2 separate regions of the Mus musculus genome follow, and region 1 is linked to region 2. A link is a loop called in an ENCODE intact Hi-C map of the cell type or tissue named here. Cell type or tissue: heart. All regions are shown on one strand.

What was found. Peaks named below come from ENCODE experiments on the same cell type or tissue, not always from the same donor. Only the 100,000 strongest peaks of a DNase experiment are listed, where the experiment ranks them.
Region 1: it touches region 2 in a loop (2.6-fold over the local background); 3 of 42 quality-filtered maps call a loop at or near these places.

The regions. Positions count from the first base shown.
Region 1 is chr13:5,344,337-5,352,336 of GRCm38, forward strand. No RefSeq gene overlaps it. Among named protein-coding and RNA genes, the nearest start is that of Gm40659, 90 kb to the left of the region's middle. In heart, no CTCF peak of the experiment used is centred here; DNase peaks (open chromatin) are centred at 1,625, 3,375 and 3,775; H3K27ac peaks cover 554 bases.
Region 2 is chr13:5,257,856-5,265,855 of GRCm38, forward strand. Gm40659 (a long non-coding RNA gene) reads left to right here and starts at 947. Exons shown (of 3, transcript XR_873108.1): 1 at 947-1,198; 2 at 7,273-7,415; 3 at 7,978-8,000. In heart, no CTCF peak of the experiment used is centred here; no DNase peak of the experiment used is centred here.

The DNA.
Region 1 (8,000 bases), 86 kb after region 2:
CCAGGAATTTGGGATTAGAATATGTGAGCAAATTTTGGTGAGGATATGAACATAGAGTCCTGCCTTCTGACAGCCTTTCTTGCAGTCCAATGTAGGCAGAGTCTATTCTGTCACAGGACTTCAGTACCACATTCTAACATGCAACTCCCACCAATGGGAATTCGATCAAGATTCCTGCTAACCCTAAAAGTCTACTACAATTATTTCATTTCCATTGAAATCTGTAGTTAGACTCAATTCTCAAATTGTGGTAGACTGATTCACACCCAAGCAGTTGCATGTCTGGCCAGTTTTCATCAGCAAAAATAGGGGTAAAATGGCAGTGTATCTTTAGGGCATTGTATTGAGACTGAAAATAAGCAAGAAATGGAGCATGTCAAGCTGAACATAGGGATATGTTTCCTGACTCAGTGTTTTAGATTTGGAAATGGGATGGCTTTAATTAGTATTTGGTTGATTGAACCGAATAATAGACCCAGAAGCAATTTACCCAAACTGGAGTTGAAATGTATACTATTCCTGTTGTATAGAGAAAGACTCTCAAAAGCAAAAGTGGATTTATAATAACAAATCAGCTCACATACTTGGACAAGCCCTTATTCAAGATTTCATACTTGATCATGAACCCTAAAGTTACAGTTCATCATAACTAAGTATAATTTTATTCATCAAAGTACTTTTTACACTTTTAAAATTTACATATTTATTTTTTAAATTTTTTATTAGATATTTTCTTTCATTTACATTTCAAATGATATCCCAAAATCCCCTATACCTCCCCTCTGCCCATCTATTTTTATATATTTTAATTTACCCTTTAAGAATTTAATACATGTGGAATTGTTTCTGTCCCATTTCTCCATTAGACTCCTGGATCCACACAGACATCCTTGCAACTTCATTTTCCTCGTCTTCTTATTTTTTTAAATATAAATAAGCCACTGAATTTAATTTGTGCTCTCCACATGCACATGTATGTGGGGACATGCACAGAAGCATGGTCAACCAACCACAAATTACAGCTCTAAAGAAAGCTGCCTTTTCCTCCCCTGGCAGTCCTTTGGGTATTTATACTTTTTAATTTAATTTTTTTTTTACATTTCTAAAAAATTTTTACATGTACTTAAAAATTCTGAATACAAACAAGATTGACACTTTCAAATTTTACTTAGCTAAGATAACTGAAACTCATTTAGGTTTGTGAATTTTTTCCTATTGTTAAAAATAACAAATATATGTGTTTAGCCATCCTTTCAGATGGATGAGACATCCAAATGATAGTAGATCGATGGTAAATGTATTCAGCTGTAAGCAATGCATTTAACAGCAGCTGAGGATAAATATTAATGAAAAATAGTTCACTACACAAGCTCGACATGAGAAGTCATTAGGGATATATCTACGATAAAAATACACCACAGCCTGACTGCAAAGAAAGTGAGATGTGTGGGAAATGACTTCTACAAGAGGGCAAAGTTCCCTGGAAAAAAAAAAAAAGATAGTTCAATTTCCTCTCCCCAAGCTGTCTTTTTAAAATAACATGACATACCACACATTTTGACACAACTCCACATGACTCAGGGGCCTTTCTTTAAATAAGACCAGAACACATTCATGGAGCCTGAGTCACCTCTAACCCTCCGAACTTGGTGAAGATTACTGATCAGCCCTCATTCCTAAGTCAGTACGGGAAAGTTCTGATTTGGGCAGTTAACCGAACATTCTGTTTTGCAGTAAACAAGTTATGGTTTTCCTTCTTTCCTTCTTGCCTCACCCAAAAAGGGAAAAAATGCATGTAATTTAAAAATGTGCTTTTCTACAATAAACAAAAACTCCTCATTTCTTCAAACTAAGCGATGTTTACGGAGATGACTTAGAAATATATGAGAAAATAAATAACTCATTAACATAGAAAATCAATCCATGATAGGCTCCCTTTGGAAAACTGTTTCCTCCGAGATAATTAATCCAGGAGAATATTTGTTCTTCCAAGATCAGGGAGATCCTTCTAGAGAAGGCTAAAATTTAAGACTGTTCTGAGGATGGAAAGTGAAGAAATGCGGCTGCGCCTCTTTGTTACACACAGCACTCATCACATACTGGGGTGTTTGTGATTTCACAATCCTATCCACAATATTAAAAGCCTGTATTTTCTGTTTGTTTTTTTTTTTAATAGCTATGATACAGTGGGATATGGTAATGAAACTGTTGAACTTTCAGGAGGCTAGATAAGGTATTGTCTTTTCTTGCTAAGCTGTAGTCTTAATTTCCCTTATTTAAAATGATAAAGGTAGTGTTTACATCACATGTGAACAAAAATATCTAATGCATACAGACATCTATTGTTTGGATTTTGTGTCCATCACAAGAGTTAAGAGCAACAAATAAAGAGTTGTCATGCCTGACCAAACTCTGAAGGCTTTGGAACTTCACTCACTGGATATTTCCAGGGATGGGAATCAGTTGACAAAGACTTGTGGTCACTTCCTATGAATGATGTCTTTTCCAGGAAGTGGTATACCCATTACCGTCTATAGTATTATGTGTTAATCATTTCGTGTCTCTCTCAGGTATTCAAATCATCAGCCTGAACAGTGATGGCTAGATGGCTGTGATTGCTCTCCAAAACTCCTGTCCCATTTCCCCAGTCATCACTAATATACAGAGACAGAGACAGAGAGAGAGAGACAGAGAGAGAGAGACAGACAGAGACAGAGAGACAGAGAGACAGAGAGGCAGAGAGACAGAGAGAGGCAGAGAGACAGAGACAGACAGAGACAGAGACAGAGACAGGCACAGGCACAGGCACAGGCACAGGCAGGCACAGGCACAGGCACAGGCACAGGCACAGGCAGGCACAGGCACAGGCACAGGCACAGGCACAGGCACAGGCACAGGCACAGGCACAGACACAGACACAGACACAGACACAGACACAGACACAGACACAGAGACACAGACACAGACACAGACACAGACACAGGCACAGGCACAGACACACACTCAGACACAGACTCGGGAACAGACAGAGAGACAGAGTAGGGATTCAAGCTTTTAACTTGAGACAAGATTTCTTTTTTCCTCACAAACAACCAACTCTTTTTTTATATATCTCATTTCCCCCTTTTTTATTAGCTATTTTCTTTATTTACAATTCAAATGCTATCCCAAAAGTTCCCTATACCCTCCCCCTGTCCTGCTCCCCTACCCACCCACTCTCACATTTAACAACCAATTCTTACCATCATATAATATAGCAAAAAAAAATCTTTCAAGAAATAGTCATGTTCCAGGTGAGCCAATGTTCTTCACAGGTCTGAAAGAACACATCCTGATGGGAAATGACTGTGTGTTGTGTTCTTTTGAAAGGCTTATTGACAAAAACAGATGGTGCAGGTGTCTGCCTGCAGTTGTAATTGTAGTGACCTTCCTGTAACTAAAACAAACACCCAAACACCATCTCATCTCATCTCCTGGCTGCCATTAAAAGTCTTACTTTTTTTGTCCTGGAAACAAACATTTTTAAAATTTTAATAGAAAAGAAGGAATCAAGAACATATAAAAGAAGGAAACACGCACTCAGGTAGAGAGAGAGAGACAGAGAGAGGGAGAGAAAGGGAGAGAGAGACAGACAGCCATCAAATAAATAAACAGCACAAAGGCTCCTGTGGTTGTCAGGCTCAGATACTGAAGATCAGACTTAAGCAACACATGTCTGGCTGCTGAGACAGAGGGACTGGAATAAATCCAGCAAGGACACATCTGGGAGTGCCAGTGTGTGAATGCAGTTTAGCTGGCCTCCCACACAACAGGAATTCCACCAGAAGTATGTGCTCTGGGTGGAAGAGAGCAAAAATGTGTTCAGAATATCACTAAGGAGACCCAGATGCATTATCTCGGCCAGAGTGCAGAAGACAGTGCAGAGAGTGAATGGTTCCCAGACTAAAGCAGACAGTGTGCTTTATTGACATTGGTGGAGCTGGGCATCGGAAAGAAGGGACGAGAAATACTCAGTATACTGAGAAGGATGAGACGCTTGAAAGCATCAGGACATATTTCCGGAGCTTTCAAAACCAATAATGTCTGTGGCATTTTGCAGGCAAAGAATGATCAAATTAAAGGCATTTTAATCTTCCTGCTCCAGGTTTTGGCTGTCATAAGTTCACCTTTAAAATATCAAGGCAGTTGCTCCTCCTGAGTTTGCTTCTCTATAACAGGTTGTTTTTATAACCAACATACAATTTTCAGAATGAGTTTTGGTGCAAGAAATATATTTGATCTTACAGTTACAAAAGTGTTTTTGGCTTCCAGACTCACTTTGAAAGAAGACACATGTGTGGGCTATCATGTGTGTTTATTTGCAGAGCTTTGATCTTTTAAAATGTGTCTTCAGTAGCTTAGTTCTGCTTAAATACTCCTAAATTTTACCATTATAAATAAATAAATATACATACATTTATATTTGTGTTTTATCATTTTTTAATTCACAGTTTAAATAAAAATATATCTTTCCATTAATACAGAAAAATAGTTGTAGATATGAACATACATTTCAAATAGTCATCCTCCCACAAATTACATGTCTAGTCAAAGGGGACTTAACAAATCCAGCAAAACGCTTTTCTGAACTGTGTCAATTCTGTTTACCTGAGACATTTTAGTAGTTCATTCTCTCAGTTGGATGCATATTAACATGTATAAGCTAGCTGTGACATCATATATCAATTTAAATTTTTATAGTGTATAGCTTTATTTTTTATTAGATATTTTCTTTGTTTACATTTCAAATTTTATCCCCCTTTCTAGTTATCCCCTCAAAAAAAATCCCCATACCCTCCCCCTCCCCCTGCTCCCCAACCCATCCACTCCCACTTCCTGGCCCAGGTATTCCCCTATACTGGGGCATAGAACCTTCACAGGACCAAGGGCCTTTCCTCCCTTTGATGACCAACTAGGCCATCCTCTGCTACATATGCAGCTAGAGACACGAGTCCCACCATGTGATTTCTTTGGTGGTTTAGTCCCAGGGAGCTCTGGGGTTAGTGGTTAGTTCATATTGTTGTTCCACCTATGGGGTTGCAAATCCCTTCAGCTCCTTGGGTACTTTCTCTAGCTCCTTCATTGGGGACCCTGTGCGCCGTCCAATAGCTGACTGTGAGCGTTCACTTCTTTATTTGCCAGGCACTGGCATAGACTTACACGAGACAGCTATATCAGGCTCCTGTCAGCAAAAACTTGTTGGCATATGCAATAGTGTCTGGGTTTGGTGGTTGTTTATGGGATGGATCCCCAACTGGGACAGTCTCTAGATGGCCATTCCTTCCGTTTCTGCTCTGAACTTTGTCTCTGTAACTCCTTCCATGGGTATTTTATTCCCCCTTTTAAGAAGGACTGAAGTATCCATACTTTGGTTTTCCTTCTTCTTGAGTTTCATGTGTTTTGCAAATTGTATCTTGGATAGTCTGCATTTCTAGGCTAATATTCACTTATCAGTGAGTGCATATCATGTGTGTTCTTCTGTGATTGGGTTACCTCACTCAGGATTATATCCTCCAGATCCATCCATTTTATATAAATTCATTGTTTTTAATAGCTGCGTGGTACTCCATTGTATAAATGTACCACATTTTCTGTATCCATTCCTCTGTTGAAGGACATCTAGGTTCTTTCCAGCTTCTGGCTATTATAAATAAGGCTGCTATGAACAAAGTGGAGCATGTGTTCTTATTACATGTTGGAGCATCTTCTGAGTATATGCCCAGGAGAGGAATTGATGGATCTTCTGATAGTACTAGTCCAATTTTCTGAGAATCTGCCAAGCTTATTTCCAAAGTGGTTGTACCAGCTTAAAATCCCACCAGCAATGGAGGAGTGTTCCTCTTTCTCCACATCCTTGCCATCATTTGCTGTCACCTGAGTTTTTGATCTTAGCCATTCTGACTGGTGTGAGGTGGAATCTCAGGTTTGTTTGCATTTCCCTGATGATTCAGGATGTTGAACATTTTTTAGGTGCTTCTTAGCCATTTGGTGTGTTTTATCATTTTAAAACTTCAGTAATATCTTTTATCAGATAATCCACTGTGAAGAGGTTATAGAGGTGACAATTGGCCATGAGAACTTTTCCATTTTATTCTCAAGGTGTGTGGCCTTAGCATCTTGTCTGTTAGAATTAGCCTAACTTGCATCTTTCTATATACATACCATAGTGTTTCCCATTGTGGTCACACACACTAATCCTTTTCTTCTCTGCTGGCTACAAGGTTACAAGTTTAATTGCAATACTAACATCATTAATTGATGGTAATGGTATCAATAATTTTTAGAGTTATCCACCTGGAAGAGCAAGTTGTTTATTTAACAACCTAACAGCAAAATGAGTGTAGTAGTTTGAGTATGCTAGGCCCAATGAGTGGCACTATTTGGAGGTGTGGCCTTGTTGGAGGAAGTATGTCACTGTGTGTGTGGGCTTTAAGACCCTCCTCCTGACCATTTTTAGAGTCACGTGTCTCCTATTGGCCTGTAGATGAAGATGTAGAACTCTCAGCTCCTCCTGCACTATGCCTGCCTGGACACTGTCATACTCCTTGATGTTAATGGACTGAACCTATGAACCTGTAAGCCAGCCCCAATTAAAGATTGTCCTTATAAGATTTGCCTTGGTTATGGTGTCTGAACCTACTGGTAAAACACTAAGACAATGACTTACATAAATTGAGCAAGGGTGCTTCAAGAATGGGGTGTGTATGTGTGCATGCATGAGTGTGTGTATGTTTGTATGTGTGTGTGTGTGTGTGTGTGTGTGTGTGTGTGTGTGTGTGTGTGTATTTGGGTAGTGTTCTCATGTCTTAGTTAGGGTTTTACTGCTGTGAACAGACACCATAAGCAAGGTGCCTCTTATAAGGACAATATTTAATTGTGGCTGGCTTATAGGTTAAGAGGTTCAATACATAATCATCAAGGCAGGAGCAAGGAAGTGCTTAGGCAGAGCTGAGAGAGTTCTACATCTTCATCTGGATGCTGCTACCTGAATACTGACTACCAGGGAGCTAGGATAAGGGTGTTATAGCCCACACCCTCAGTGACACACCATCTCCAACAAGGCCACAGCTTTTACTCAAGTCACTCCCTTGACTAAGGGTATACAAATCACCACAACTCATGCATCCTTTGCTTACCTTCATCTCTCATTAGACATGGTCCTTTTTAAAGTAGAGTCTCTCACTGAAACTGGAGTTTATCCTCTGAGCTAAGCTGCCTTTGTCCATGAGCTCTCTAAGAAGTGAAGATATAGACTTGCATCTCTGCATTGGTGATGGAAATGGACCTAAGATGTGCACATCAAGCACAGCCCATTGCCTATTCTCCAACCTGAGTGAGAGTTTTACGATGGCTGAATAAGTAGGTTAAAATGATAATGGTCCATCCTCTTGTTTCTTGAAACTTGTGGCAAAATTTATGATTCCTGGGGGTTAAATAAATGGCTCAGTAGTTCTTGCAGAGGTCTCAGGTTTGGTTCCCAGCACCCATATGGCACCTTTTAAATGTTTGTAACTCAAGCTCCAATGGATCCAGTGCTTTCTTCTGACTTCCTTGGGTTTATACATATACACCGTATATATACATACTCACAGGCACAAAAACACATGCACGTAGGTAAAATAAACAAATATTTTAAAATGAAAAATATTATGATTTGGTATATGTATGAATGCATGTTTTTAAATATTATACCTCTATTTATTTGATTGGTCTGTCTGTCTATCTGTTTATCTGTCCATCCATATGTCTGACTGCTTGAAACAGATATGTAATAAGAAAACAGCCTATAGCCCCTATAATACAAAAACAATTATAGAACACTGGACTTTAACCCTTAATGGAATTATTTTCCAGTTGTTAGTGAATGATATGGAAATTATTCCATAAGATGAATTTATATTACTTAATGAATTATTATAAAAGTAATAATTGTACAAAAGTTTATAAGCTTTTGTACTAAG
Region 2 (8,000 bases):
CAGAATTTTCTCACTTGTATAAGAAAAAAAACCCAAAAGAACATCTACACTAGCAGAAGAGAGTGGATTAAAAATTGGCTATGATGGAAAAGGCAAGCAGAGTTTGGCATGACTATCATGGCAGCTTATACTCAACAATGCCCAGGGTCTTGGCAACATTAACTGTGTGAAAAAATGCCAGGAGAATTATGGGCCTTGACTTCTTAAAATAACAGGATTTCATTTAGTGGATTGTTCTGCACAGTTCAGCAGACAATGGCCACAGGCTGTCTTCAGTGGTTAGTGTTCAGACCACAAAATAAATTGAGGATGCAGCTAACATAAATAAGAACTTTCGAGAGCAAACCACTGAAAAGAATCAAATGCTGTGGACAGTGAAAGGTTTGAAGATGCAGCCAGATCCTACCTCATAAGCTTTCTGCTTGCTAGCCACAGAAAATGCAACTGGCAGGTTTCAAAACAGTATTTTTGTTTGTACTTTCCCTTGTATTTTACAATATTGGGGATCAAACCCAGAGACTATCCTAATAAACTTGGATTCGTTTTTAAGATCCAAAGAAAAACTACTGCACGTGGCCCTGTTTTGTAGGCTGCAGAGCATTGTAAAAACTTGGAAGCAGTCATGAATTAAAAGGAACCAAATGAGTCAGCCAGCCACAGGATGTCAGAGGCCGGCAGGGTATATTGCTGTTTGAAATCTGTATTCCAAACTTCTTGTAAGATTAAAGATGCTTCGGCATCCTGTGGCCCACAACATCAGCTGAGTTGAAGGGCATAGCGGTGGGCAAAACAAGCCCCACTCATTCACTTTTGTCCGAAGACAGTAATGGTTGCCACTACTCTTAAATTGAATCAGACAGCACTGAGGAGAGAATGGGGGCAGAAAACAGAACCTTTAGTTTTAGACAGAACTCTTCAGTGACCTGATACAATTCTCTAGGGAACATTCTCCTGATCTGACCTAGGAGTAGGGCATGAAGAAGTCCCGCACTGCTGTGTCAAGAGTTGACCACAATTAGGTGTGCTGTCTTTCCTAGTCCCGAGTACTCAGCACTGTTTCATGATCTCTCTTCAGGTTTTGAGAGTTTGTTTCAGGCTTTCTGCATGCATCTTCTACAGATTTCAGAATTAGGGTGTTACCATTATTTTCCTCCACAGAAGACACATCTGGGGACTTGGCTTTCTAGCAGATCTGAAGGTAAGTAAAGGGTAGAGTTGATATTTGAACACATGTGTGGTAGGAAGCTGGGATACCCAACTGCCTGGTGTTAGCACCGAATGCCTGGTGTTTAGAAAGTTCTTTCCGAGAAACCAGATTGAATGCCCCCAAATTTTTTGAATTCCCTCTGTCCCATCACACACTGGTCTTATTATGTTCTTACAATTGTGATTTCCGTTGTTTTTTTTTTTTTCTATTTCTGACCACATATATTGATTGACACATGATAGAAAATTTTTGTGTAATATAAAAATGCATACGTTCATATTTCTTGGACACTTACTCTTATATTCATCCTTAACAAAGGTATCCTAGTCAGGAAGATCCACTTCATTTGAGAGTGTGTTTTTTTCTTATTCCTTTTTTTAAAGGTAAGTAGCAAGTAGTTTTAATTGCATAATATGATAATGGGTACTTACTGTTATATATTTAATAGTAAATATTTCTATGTAAGAATATGTAATTTTAAAATTATACTTCTATGGAAGTAAACTTTTCAGCTATTCAAAGGCTTACATTAGGAGGATGAATAATAAGGAAAGGAAGAAAGGAGAAAAATCTTAGCAGGACAGACTGTTTAATGAGACCAATTATTGCCTTATGTCCACCTCTAGGGTACAGAAAACAGAAATAGAGTTTGCATCTTTCCACATGCCCTTAGGATATGAACAGAGACCTCCACCAACGGCATGTTCCAAGCATTTACTTTTAAAATAGACAAAATTACTAAAATGCAAAATGCAAGCAGGTGAGATTTCAGCAGTCATAATATGCTCGATCATTTCTAATTTTAATCTGTGAAGACACATAGCAACAAAACATCATTAGGGTGGTTCATGTCCTGGGGAAAGCACAATAACATCTGTGCAAACACAAAAGCACTGTGACATTGTGTTTCCACCCCATGGAAAAAGGCAGTCATTGATTCATTCTCAAGATGGAATGTATTTCAAAAACAAAATAAATTTGCCCTTCTTCGACAAAGAGACTTTATTATGAGAAAAACATATCCAATAGGAAAAATGCATTTTTATTAGCCATATGAAAATTCATTCAAACACCATAAGACATGTCAGGCAAAATGCCACAATATCGAGAGAAAACGGCTCTCTTGGAAATAGTGTCCACTTTGCCTGAGGCCAGTGAAACCTCTAATACTGAGAACTCTGTTTCTCAGTAATTTCATATATTAACTTGTGCATCATTGGGCAATCGTGTAAGATATTCATTTCCTTTATTTTTATAGAAGAAAATCAACAGTATGTGTAATTTAGTACTATTTCTGTCATAGTTTCTTATGCATGTGGACATGACATGCCTATGTGTGCATGTGTATCTGGGATTTAAAACCCTCATGTGTGTGTGTACGTGTATAGAGAACAGAGTTTGATGCTGAAAATCCCCTACTGCTTTTCTTATTTCTTGAGACAAGCTCTTGCTGAACCTGAAGCTCACCCGTTGGCTAGGCTGACCAGTGAGCTCTACATCTGTTTGTCTCTGGCCCCATAACACTGGAAGTATAGGCAGATACCCTATATGTGTGTAGCATACCACTTACCTACTGAAGCATCTCCTCATCTCTATGTCTTTATTTCTTTAAAGCAAGCAATTTTATTTTACAAATTAAAGCAAACATTTGACTAATATTCAATGCCCTGAAGTTTTCATTCTTTTTATTTTTAGTGGCATATAGCTTCTCATTGGTTCTCAAAATATTGGCATTCTGAGCAAGGACACTTGCTTGTAAGTAAGAAACCCAAGATTAGAACTCCAGTGTGCCATGCAGGATTCCACACACAGACAATTCTTTTGCTAATTCTGAACATAGATGTCCAAGTTCACCCCCCAGGGTAGGGTTCAGGGCTCCTGGCTATACCAGGACTATACAACTTGTGTTTTGTTGTCTGAGACAGCAGTGCTAACAACACCTGAGACCCTCTGATTCACAAATATCACTGCAATTTTTTATTATATATTTTCTTTATTTGCATTTCAAATGTTATCCCTTTTCCTGATTTCTCCTCCAAAAATCCCCTATCCCAAACCCCTTCCTCCAGCTCACCAACCCATCTGCCCCTGATTCCCTGTCCTGGCATTTCCCTACACTGGAGCATGAGCCTTCACAGGACCAAGGGCCTCTCCTCTCACTGATGACCAACAAGGTCATCCTCTGCTACATATGAGGCTGGAACCATGGGTACTTCCGTGTGTACACTTTGGTTGGTGGTTTAGTCCCTGGGAGCTCTGGGAGTACTGGTGGGTTCATATTGTTGTTTCTCTTATGGAGCTACAAACCCATTATGCTCCTTGGGTACTTTCTCTACCTCCTCTATTGGGGACCCTGTGCTCAGTCCAATGGTTGGCTGCAAGCATCCATCTCTGTATTTTTCAGGCACTGGCAGAGCCTCTCAGGAAACAGCTATAACAGGCTCCTGTCAGCAAACACTTGTTGGCATCCACAATAGTGTCTGGGTTTGGTGACTGTGTATGGGACAGGTGCAGCAGTCACTGGATGGTCTTTCCTTCAGTCTCTGCTCCACATTTTGTCTCTGTGTCTTCTCCCATGAGTATTTTTACCCCTTCTAAGAAGGACTGAAGTATCCACACTTTGGTCTTCCTTGTTTTTGAGCTTCATTTGGTCTTTGAATTGTATGCATGGGAATATTTTTTGTTTAACACAAGAGATTTTGCCAGCCTGGTCTACAAAGTGAGTTCCAGGACAGCCAGGGCTATACAGAGAAACCCTGTCTCGAAAAACCAAAAAACAAAAAAACAAAAAACAAGAGATTTTGACATAAGGGTCATAACATTATCTCTTTCAATTTCACCAGTTAAGAAAAATAAGTTAAAATTAGCATTTCCTACATTCTCTTTATGGAATATGAATATGTGAAGTGCTTTTTTTTATTCAATTACTGCTAATCAGCCACTATTGCTCCACACATCTTTGCTTTGGACAGATGAACTTCACTTGTTTGACCTAAGACGGAATACCTTACAGATGAAAATATGGTGGTGGTGGTGGTGGTACTGCTGCTTCTGCTGATAGTGATGGTTGTGGTAGTAAATAAGTAGTTCTTGTCATAGATGAAAACTTAAATATCCAGAAGTTAATAGCAAGAGAATCAGGAGGTCAGGACCAGTACAGACTGTACACTGAGAATGTCTTAATAAATAAAAATTGAAGAAAAAGAATTATGTGGGTTGAGAGATGTCATAGCACTTAGGAATGCTGCTAGTCTTACAGAACATCGATGTTCGTTACTAGCAACCTACATAATGGCTTCTAATGACCTCTAAGTCCAGCTCCACAGATTCCGACTCCCTCTGCCTTTCTCCATGAATGCATTCATAGAGCTTGCAAAAACTGATGCAAGCACAAATACATACCCAGGAAAATAAATATCTTAAGTAATAATAAAGCTGTCCCAAATATAATGTTAAGGTTAAATATTAGCTGTGATACAATGTAGATAAGGGTATATATTTCAAAATAGATTTCAATTGTAAAACTTACACATTATTTGCATGGATGAACTTTGTTCATGATCTCTTTTAAAATTTCAAATATACTTTATAACTTTAATTCTAATCAAAATAGTGGAACATTTCCACAAACTGATATTTTATTTATTGCTGATTTCTAGTCTGTTTGTCCCCAAGATAGCTCATTATTCTTGAGAAATAACCCAATATGGTAAATCCATAGTCCAAACAAGTGTAGGTGTCATAAAATGTGCACATGGAATTTTTCTGTTACGTGCTAAACAAAAGAATACATTTCTGTCCCCGGAGCTCTTGACTCTAGCTGCAAATGTATCAAAAGATGGCCTAGTCGGCCATCACTGGAAAGAGAGGCCCATTGGACTTGCAAACTTTATATGCCCCAGTACAGGGGAACGCCAGGGCCAAAAAGTGGGAGTGGGTGGGTAGAGGAGTGGGGGGGGGGTGGTGGGTATGGGGGACTTTTGGGATAGCATTGGAAATGTAAATGAGGAAAGTACCTATTTAAAAAAAAAAGAAATTTCATACTATCCGTGTCTCTTTACCCTTTTGTCATATTAATTTAAGGCACCCAGCATTAGTCAAACCTTGCCAAACTGTACTAGAAAATTTGACAAGAAAGGAGGAGAAATTCTGTGATTGATTATCACATCTAATCTCAGGGCTGCAAAATCTTTGTCTTTTCTCCTTTTTGCACATTCATAGCTATGCAGTGATACAATGAGGAAGCAGAGGATGAATGTGAGTTTTATTCCCACTCTTAATGGGTATTTGAATTAAACTATGTTCTAAAGAAGCCAGGTGCTCCCAAGAGGCCAGAGTGCCACGGCAGAATGTTAATGGACATTGAGTTGGACTTTCTTTATTTCCTGTGCCATCCAACACTTAACATTTCCTACATTACTTCAGAGGATCTTGGAATGGCACACTAATAAATGGCTGAAAAATCCACAGTCATTCTTAATGTTTATAGAGACATTAAGTATTCATTTATCATAAAGAACAAAAATTAATAGAGCAAGGCCAAAGTTTAAGTGGGGGACATACTTATGCTCCCATCTCAGGGGTCCTGGTGAAAGTAGATGCTCTACAATTCTCTCTGGCAAAGCTTGGTCTTGATTTCTCCAATATACCACCACTTCTCCTTAGTCATGGAAATGTGCAGTGGCCTTCAAAGCCTTTCAGGTAATCAGAAATGTAAGTCTGCCTGAGGTCACAGTTCAGGCACCCTGGGTTCCTTTGAAGCTACAGTTGTAGCTACAAGAGCTTTGAAGCAGAGAGGGCATGAATTAAAGGGTGAGCCCCATGTCCTTCTGAGTAGTAGATCTTGTGTTCATCAACCCTTCAATATTCTTTAGTGGGTCTCACCCAACCTGGCATTTGCTATTATCAGACAAGATTTAAAGGACATATACCCAACCTATTCTGACTCATTTGTTTTAAACATCTGAAGCTTTTGAAAGTGCCCTGAAATGATGCTGATCAACTTCTTGTAGAATCATAGTGTCAGCTTCAGTTGGAACAGTGGTGTCTCCAAATAAGATATTAACCCCTCTTAAAAGAAAAAGACAAAGAAAGAGGAGACACCAAGAGAGATTGTTTGTTGGAGTTAGTTGAACAGTAAAGAGAAGAATTCTCCTGTATACCAAGAAATAAACCTTTTGCTACATAGCCATGAACAAGATGAATGATTATAATATAGTCCAGAGAAATATCAATAATGTGTAAATGCATAGTTAGAGGAAAACAATAAAGAGCATATTTTATGCATATTTGATTATTGGCCTTAACATCACAGTTCAACATTCAGATATCTCACGCAATATTGTGTTGTTTCAATGTGAATTATTTTCTTGATTTATCATTGAGAATTCCAATAGGGAAATCCCACCTTAAAACATTTGAAGGGATGTAAGACTTTATATAAACTATAACAATCAAACTATCTCTGAATTGATTATTTAATGGTAACTACTTAACTATCTTGTTCAGGAGAATATTTAATAAACTACAACAAGACAGTTGTCACTAGGAGCTCAGAAAGTCAAAATTGTCAATGTAATCACCAATGACTGGCAAACTTTTCTAACATAGAGAACAATTACCCAGAATTCCATGTGTAACTGCTCATGCGCCATGCAAGCAGACCACTTTCACGCTACTCTATGTGGTAGTTTTCAAACTCCATCTTGAATGAAGAAGATGTTCATTACCCGGCTGATTGTCACAGGCAGATGGCATCAATTTATTTCTCAATTTAAAAGGGCTGACCATTACACAAGCCAACCTGTTTGGGGAATATGGTAAAAATTGTAGCAAAGTACATTTAACATTTTCAAGCCATAAGGTCAGGATAGCTGCATAAGTGTTTACTGGGTTCTTTTTGGCATCCTTAAAGAGATGCTAACTAAATGAGGCATAAAGGCCAGGGTGGTAACTGATTATTGAACTTCAGAGGATAGAGGCAGAGCAGTAGAATTCTCTGCTTCTACCTCCTTCACATTGGCAAAGTCTCTCCACTCATCTGAGTCTCCTTCTCTTGTTTACAGAGTCCTTCACAGTGTGTGCACTGGGCCTTCTTTACATGACCACCTCTCATTACATCCTCTTGGAACAGTAACTCAGGCAGCATTCAAAGATGGCAGCCATGTTTGACTTTGTATTTCCAAATATACATCCACAGAAGTGTCCGGTGAGAGATAACATGACGTCTTATTTCTCTTTTAACTCTTCCCTTTAAATTTATTTCCCTTCCACTCCTTCTATATCATAACTCTATGATTTCCTAAGATTATTTGAGATTCTTATCCAAGTCCAGCTAAGATAAAACAGGATGTTCCCAATTTGCAGTGCTATCTTGCATATTTAAATAAAAGAGAAGGATATATTGAGTCAAACTCTAAATAATTATTGTTAGCTTCTGAATTTTTATGCAGTGATAAATATGCATGAGAAGTTACATACACAGTGTAACTTTGAAATGCACAATTGCCCAGGTATCATACATGCAAGTGGTGTGTGCATTTATTTGTTCAAAAAGAGCTTTTGTTCTTGTCTTCAAATTTTTTTGAAGTTTAATGTTTCTCAGTCAATAATATTCCATTTCTTTAGGCAGCTCATAATAATGAATAAGCTTGCAGGTTAATCATAATTTAAAACTCTTTAAGTATAGAAATTCCTAATCACTAACTCCATCTACCAACTTCTACCTCATTCAAAATTTTACAATACTTTATTTTTTTTCCTTTACATAGTGTGATGGCTATTCCTGGTTGTC